Linked DNA regions of Mus musculus: region 1 is linked to region 2. A link is a contact called in ENCODE POLR2A ChIA-PET data. All regions are on one chromosome and are shown on one strand. The core of a region is the stretch at or near the end of the contact, and the rest is flanking DNA. Distances in the headings are between cores, read along the strand shown.

Region 1 (3,706 bases), core at 1,090-3,589, 44 kb after region 2:
AAAGGTTGAGACTACACCTCGGATTTAGACTATAGTGCAGGTGCAATGTTTATTGTATGCACACACCTGAGTCATACATAGCATCCAAGTGGCGATCAGAGGAGCCATCTCACCAGTCCTGGCTTTTCTATTCTATCCTTTTTTTTTTTTTTAATGTTTCTGAGTACACTGTAGCTGTCTCCAGACACACCAGGGAGGGCATTGGATCCCATTACAGATGGTTGCGAGCCACCCTGTGGGGGAATTGAACTCAGAACCTCTGGAAGAACAGTCAGTGCTCTTAACCACTGAGCCATCTCTCCAGCCTGGCTTTTCTTAATATCACATTCCTGGTAGGTGCTAGCCTGCTGTGTGTTGAGATGAGAGAAAGAGAAAAATAGCAAAAACTTGGAAGATTTTGGAGTAATTTACTTACTCTTGATTTGTTTAAACCAAATATAAGTACTTCTTGGTCCTTGGGTCAGTCAGAATTCGATTGCAATCAGCAGAAGCTAACCAAGAAAATTAAACCACCAACAAAACAAAACAAAATAAAGCAAAGCAAAGCAAAACTAAACTAAATCAACCATTTCCCGCCACTAAATCACCCTCAAATTAGCAACGTATGGAACTCGCATCGATTCAGTCAATGCAGGGCTGGCAGCCAAACCTCAAACAGCAGTGACAAAGGAGGTCTGGCAGCTCTGTCCCCTCCCTCCCGACAGTGATCATCTGTCCTCAGCACGGGGACAGACACTTCCTCCTCCAGGCACAAGAGGCCGCTGAAGGACCCACAGCAACCTGCACTACACAGAAGCAAATTCTTAGCCACCTTCACCTTCATCTCTCTTTCTCTATTCAGATTTGAAGTCCCACTTAGTCGTGACTTCTCATTGGCAGAACTCATCTTGTGCCTGCACCCTTAGATCAGGGAAGCAAGAGCCTCAAAGTTCTGTGGTAGATACTTCATCTCTTATTAAGGCTGAAACAACCAAAATTCCCCAAGTGTAGGTAGGAAGTCTCTAGATGTAGGCAGGAGTTCAGAAGGTGGGGAGACAGGAAAAGGGGACAAAATGACGGCAGCCTTCCCTTGGTTGGTGCTCAAGCTGTTGCTTTGATGAGATGTCCCCAGGTCACCTGTCCTGAAACACTGACTGGACTCATACAACCATTCCTGCTTGGGTCATGTGTGACACCAGAAAGCATTATGCTAATAACAGCTTCCATAAACCATGCTTCATTTGACTTCTAACAACTCTAGGTGTTACCTATACTTAAGGGGGAAAACAGGCCTTGGATGTTCCCAAGTCACACAGCAGCATCCGGTTGCAAGGCCAGGTCTCCCTGCTCTCAGAGTTCTGAGTTTCCCAGTGGGTTCTGCTGATAGGCTGTGTGTGTGTGTGTGTGTGTGTGTGTGTGTGTGTGTGTGTGACATCCCATGCCATTTTTTATCCCTCCCCCAGTGCTGGGAATTGAGGCTAAGTAAGGTCTGGCGGCTGCTGGGCAAGCACTCTACCCCTAAGCTATCCCCATAGCTTTACATTCTTAGTACCTTCTGGCAGCATCTACTAAGAAAACAGTACACTAATGTCTAGGAATTGGCCAGATGGAATAAAACAAGACCCACTTCTGGAAGGTTCCCTTTTCCTGAGATCTGAATCCAGAAATCATTCTGAGGCTAAATAGATCTACTTACGATCAGCTGTGGAAGAGAAACGTTGAGTCTACTAATTTCCTCATACTAGGCTCTTCTACCTCACCCTTTCTAGGTCAAAAATGTTAAAAGTCTTCCAAGTGTTATTCGGCTGTCCAACTGATACGTTTCAATTCTGACTAAAGACTAAGGGGATGACGAACGAAGGAGGACACAATTCTTACCTTGTATAATTTACATTCTACTGGGGGAGATAGATGATCATCAAATAAATGTTAATTTGTGGCTCTGACAGTGTGGAGAAGAAAATGCCACGAGACTCTATAAAAAGCAGGTCTGACCTACTCAGGGGAGCCAGGGCAGCCTCTTTTGAAGACTTAGCACTGGAGCTAAGCTATGAAGAAGGGTTAGGCCCAGAGGAGACTCGGTGAGTCTTGGAGGTGATGGCCTGGGGGAAGTACTCAGGGATCGTGAAGCACTTTTAGAGGCCAGCGACAGGACAGGGGACCCGCACCTAGCTTGCGGACCGCCCCTCTGCCTGTGTTTGAGAGACTGCGTCATAGCTGGAAAGATATAGCCGACTTCAGCCTCCTAAGTCCCACCTGGGAATGACGTCGCCTGGGTGAAAAACTAAAATAAACGGCTCCGCCCTCATCTCCCAGCAGCCCCTGCAGCGCCCCCGCCCCCCCCGCCCCCGCCCCCTCGTGTGACCGGCCGAGCCGGCCCTCTGAGTCTCTAGTAGTTTCCAGGGCGCTGACGCATGCTTGCGCACACAACCCAGCCTGGCGTGTCGTACGCAGTGGCCGCGAGCCGGGCAGCGGGTGCTAGGCGGTTCCCCTGCGGGGGGCAGGGGCGGGACTCCCGGCAGAGGAGGTGCGGTCCCAGCTGGGTCAGGTTGGGGGTTCAGATCGGGTTACTAGACTTAGGGGGTTCGGGTAGGGCTCCCCACTCCTGCCGTGAGATAGCCCTGGGCACCGGCCTGCGGGACCAGATAAAGGCTGCGAAGGAGCCTAGTCACTGGCCGCAGGCGTGGCTCCCCGGCCCGATTCCACCTCGAAGTGTCGCCTGCCTGCCCGGGGTTGCGGCCGCACGGAGCTGCGGTGCCTCTGTCGGCCTGACCCCTTCTCTCCCGCAGCCTGGAGGAGGGACGTCTGACGCTGAGTTGCCATGGCATCCTACTACGAGATTCTAGACGTACCGCGGAGTGCGTCCCCTGATGACATCAAGAAGGCGTAAGTGCCTCGGCTGTGTTACAGAAAGGCTCTGACCCTTGTTCCCCGCCCCCCTGAGTGCCAGGGGCCCTTTAGAGGTCTGGCTGAAGGGAGGAAGGAGACCCTTGGGAAAGTACGAAGACCAAGTCCAGCCAGGGAAGAAGAGCTGACCTTCTTTAGCGTCCTCTATACACCCAGCTCCCCTCTCCTCCAGCTCCTACATGTGGGCTTGCCCAGGTTGCAGTGCTAAAATGCCCAGGCTATGAGACAGGACAGTGTCTCCACTCTCCCTGTGGCTATAGATAGCTCTATCAAAAGAACCCCAAGAAAGGGCTTATGGCAGGGACTTTCCTTTTTACTCATATCCCTGGCACACCACAGGGAGAGAAACCCCTGAATACAGGCTGCAGTCGTGAGGTATTCTGGGATCGGGGCAGTGAAAGGGTGTTGGACTAAGCAAAAAGGGTAGTCGGTGGGCAAAGCCTACATCAGTCTCCTGACCCTCCCTCTGCACTCACTTCCTGCAGGTACCGAAAGAAGGCTCTGCAGTGGCACCCAGACAAGAACCCGGATAATAAAGAATTTGCTGAAAAAAAATTTAAGGAGGTGGCAGAGGCCTATGAAGTACTATCTGACAGTAAGGCTTGGGGTCCTGCAGGGACCGGCATGTCCCCCTGCTTCCATTCATTCTTGGTACTCCTTCCTAAAGCCACGCCTCCATCCCGTCTCCTCCATGATTTTATTTTAGATAGTGTTTAATCGCCTCCATGTTATGTCTGTCTAGCAGGGTCTGAAGAGCAATTTGGGTCCTGATCGGGGAAGGTCATAGCTTTCCTGCCAGGCCAGCTTATCACCCCCATTT
Region 2 (3,560 bases), core at 479-2,978:
AACCTGCCAGTGAAGAGAACCCGGATCAGATCCAGGCACTGTCTCCTTGCTGTCCTGCCCACCAGGCCAGAGGGAATGAGAAAGGGATTTGTTTTTTCCCACTAGCATCCTTGACTCAGAAGCAGTACAGGGATAATATAGCCCAAGAAGCACAGCTAAGCTTGGGACTTAAGGGGGCCTTCACCCTGGTCCTGAATCCCAGAACCTTTTGCTGGCTTAGCTACTATGCCAGAATCTGCCCCTCTGGTATGGGGTGAGTTGTTTCATTTTCTGTCCAATGAAGAGAAAGTTTCCTCCCCTGCCCCTCCTGGAAACCCTGGTCTCTCTAGAGACTAACAGTTTGAAAGCATGTTTTTGTAAACAAAGGTTTAAGATAAGCACATGGTCCTACCAGCTCCATGGACAGTTTCTGCTACACGTCAGTCCTGGGTGCCCTGGTTGGACAGCTGCTGGAGGAAAAGGTGTCAGGCTTCAAAGAATGGAGAGTTGGGACAGAAAAAAATCCAACCCTCCCACCGGTCCAAGCCCCCACTAAGGAGGGCAGAGAGATGGGGAAGAGACACTTTGCCAGTTGTGTCAGATGTCCCCTGTTGTTCTATGTAGAACCATTCATCTACTTTGAGGATACCAGGGAGTAACTAAACTCTCTGACCCAGTGCAGAGTGAGTCAGTACAGGTCCGAATCCAAACAGCCCTTTGGGACTGTTTTACCTCTGGTCTACCTCAACTTTAGAAATCAGACATGCTTTTCGGGGTCCAGAAAACCCCGAATGGGAGTCTTCTCAAGATTTTTCTGGACAATCCCTTCTGCTTCCCTAGCATCAGAGACGTAGGCAGGCATGGCTTTTGGATCAGAATTTTCCAGTCCATGTAGACTCCGGATCCCGCTTGAATAAGTGGGTTCCCTGGGTGCCTAGTGCCAGGTGGGGTCAAGGTGGTATGGTATACTCCCAATCAGTAAAGACTCTGGGGATGGTGGATCTTGGTCCGACCTGGTCCCAGAGGGAGTCCCTTGGTTAATAATAAGAGGTGTGTGCCTCTGGAAACACACTCACCTGGTCAGTGTAGACCCAGGGCCCATGGATCTCCCCAGGAAGGGCCTGTGCCCAGGGGTGTCTGTGGATGGTGGAGGGGTCGAGCCAGATCTACAGCTGAAATCCCTGGTGGGCTGGGATGCCTCCCCAATCCCAGCCACCTAGACCTGAGCACAGGGCGCCCCAGGGTCGCCCGGCCCCAGGCCGGGGGCTAGGCTCCCAACAGCGGACAACCCGGCGCGCGGCCCCGGCGCACGCGCGCTCCCCTGGCCGCGCGCGCCCTCTATCAAAACATTCTAGCTGCGCGCCCCCGGCCCGCCCGCCGCTCCCCTGCCCCCGTTACGCATTACAAGCTCACTTGGGGCTCAGTGGGCATCCCTGGCCAGCTTGGGCCTGGGTCTGGAGATTCCAGTTACCAGCCTCGCGTGTCACCGCAGGAACCGGGATCCAGGGGATTCCAGAAGCCGGGTCTGTTCTGCTGGGCTCTGCCAGACCCGGAGCTCTAGGCCCTCCGTCTGTCATTCACTGTCACCCGCAGCCAGTCTGGCCAATGAAAAAAGTGGGTGGAGACATGGTGGCCAATTCTTAGCCCAGGGGGCAGGACGGAAGGCTGAAGGCGGGTCTTGGAGAGCAGAAGACCAATAGTGTGCTCTACGTGATGAGGGGCTGGGCTACGGGCGCGGCAGTGTGTCCCCTTCGCCTCTCCGTAGCCGCCGAATTGTTGTGGTGTTGCAGAAATCCAGTTTTCGAACGTGGTCTTGCGTGTGGCTCGGCTCTCGGGACATTAGGGGAGGCTTCTGAGGGAGGGTCGAGTGACGAGGCTTGGTGTCGGTGCTAGTAGTTCCGTTGGGTAGACTCTGACTGGTAACTCCTGGACTCGAATTGGGTCTTGGTGCTCTCCATTTCACTCCTGAAGATCCTCACGTATTTACCGCAGAACTGATTTGTGGGAGCGGGTAAAGGCTGAAGGGCATTTCTGCGTGGGGATGGCCAAACCGGCTGGCGATGCGGCAGTAGGATCTCGTTCTGGAGAGTTGTTTCTGCCCTCCGTTTCTTCTTCAGCCACGTCGCCAGCTCCAAGTGCAGCCTCAGCCCCTGCCTCCGTTTCCCTGTTGTCCCTCAACGGGGAAGCTCCACTCATTCGGGGCCTGAGCCTGGTGAGCCAAGCTCCTGGGGAGGCTCTGGCCTGGGCGCCGCGTACTTCCTGTCCAGGTATCCGGGTTGCTTTGGGGTGGACCTATGAGGAACGTCACAGGGTTCCGTGAAGTCTATTAACACGGAAGACTTACATCGTGATTTCCCAATTTAGGAATCCACACTGACTTTATGTTGGTCGGCTTTTTCTTTCCTCAATATATTTCAGCCTTGGGTTGTTTATACAGGGCTGGCCCATAAATTGTCACCATAAAGGTTTCTAGCTATTGTTTATATCTCGTTACATTAATACCACTGCTTTTAAAACACCTTTCCTAGGTCTATTTCAAATCGAAGTAGACTCCAGTCAGATATATTCCCTTTTGCTAAATATAGAATAATTTACTGATTTTCTACACTAGTTTGTCTTCGGCTGTGTTTTCTTGCACTTTTTTAGGTTGTCCACTGCAACTGGGAGTTATAAGATGTGAACATCCATTTAGGAACTGGTTTTATATGGTTAAAAATAAATTTAATCTGGGAGTTGTTAATACCCACCTGTAACCCTAGCACTTAGGAATCTGAGGCAAGAAGGAGACGTGGGACTTTAAGAAAAACCTAGACTGTACAGTGTACAGGTCTGGATTCCATCCCCAGTGCGGCAGAAGTATTTTAGGGCTTACTAGGAAGGGGGCTAAAGGGACCTTTCAGACACTGTGATGTACACCTTTCCTAGGTTTTGGTTAGGTATCAAGATGTGATAAAGACCATTCCTGGACTTGTTTTCCTGGGTGTGTGCTTGCTTAAACTCAGAGAGACCGCTATGTACACCCACAAGTTCACTTTTAAGAGCAAGGGGTTGCCCATTAACCATATCAGTGGGGATGTTGTGTTTTGTTTTGTTTTTGAGATAGGGTCTTACTGCGTAGCCTTGGTTGGCCTGGAACTCACTATGTAGACCAGGCTGACCTCTAACTCATAAGACATCTGTCTGCCTCTGCCGAGCTGCATCACCACGTCCAGCTTCAGTTAAGTTTGATGTAAAGGGATAGAAGTACTTCTAGAGTTAGCCTTAACTGTGTATCTGAGGATTTGGAAGACATGGATTCAGGAATTATTTTCCTGATTGATGGCTCAGTTTTGATAATTTACCCTTGTTAGAAGGTTCCTCAGATGTGTTGGGTAGCACTCAATAGACTGAAAAAGGAGCTGCGGGCCGGATGCAGTTCAGTGGTACAGGACATGCTTAGGATGTAGGAGATCATAAAGACCCTACATCAGAAAGAAGACTGAACCTAGTGCCATTTGTTTTCTACAAGATTTCCCTAAACAGCCCACGTTGATAACTCAACTGTAATATTAACGTTTACACGTGTCTTTCCAAGTGTATTT

What was found. ChIA-PET counts read pairs that join two places held with the same protein, here RNA polymerase II (POLR2A).
Region 1: POLR2A ChIA-PET joins it to region 2 with 54 read pairs in Patski. The contact joins the promoter of Dnajb2 here to the promoter of Ankzf1 in region 2. POLR2A ChIA-PET finds 5 or more read pairs at or near these places in 4 of 5 experiments (Patski and embryonic stem cell).

The regions. Positions count from the first base shown.
Region 1 is chr1:75,234,084-75,237,789 of GRCm38, forward strand. It overlaps Dnajb2 (DnaJ heat shock protein family (Hsp40) member B2), which reads left to right and starts at 2,340. Exons shown (of 9, transcript NM_001159883.1): 1 at 2,340-2,506; 2 at 2,769-2,865; 3 at 3,372-3,481. The coding sequence starts at 2,801.
Region 2 is chr1:75,190,432-75,193,991 of GRCm38, forward strand. It overlaps Ankzf1 (ankyrin repeat and zinc finger domain containing 1), which reads left to right and starts at 1,729. Exons shown (of 13, transcript NM_026187.5): 1 at 1,729-2,246. The coding sequence starts at 2,021. Atg9a (autophagy related 9A) reads right to left here and starts at 1,579. Exons shown (of 16, transcript NM_001288612.1): 1 at 1,393-1,579; 2 at 392-449; 3 at 1-3.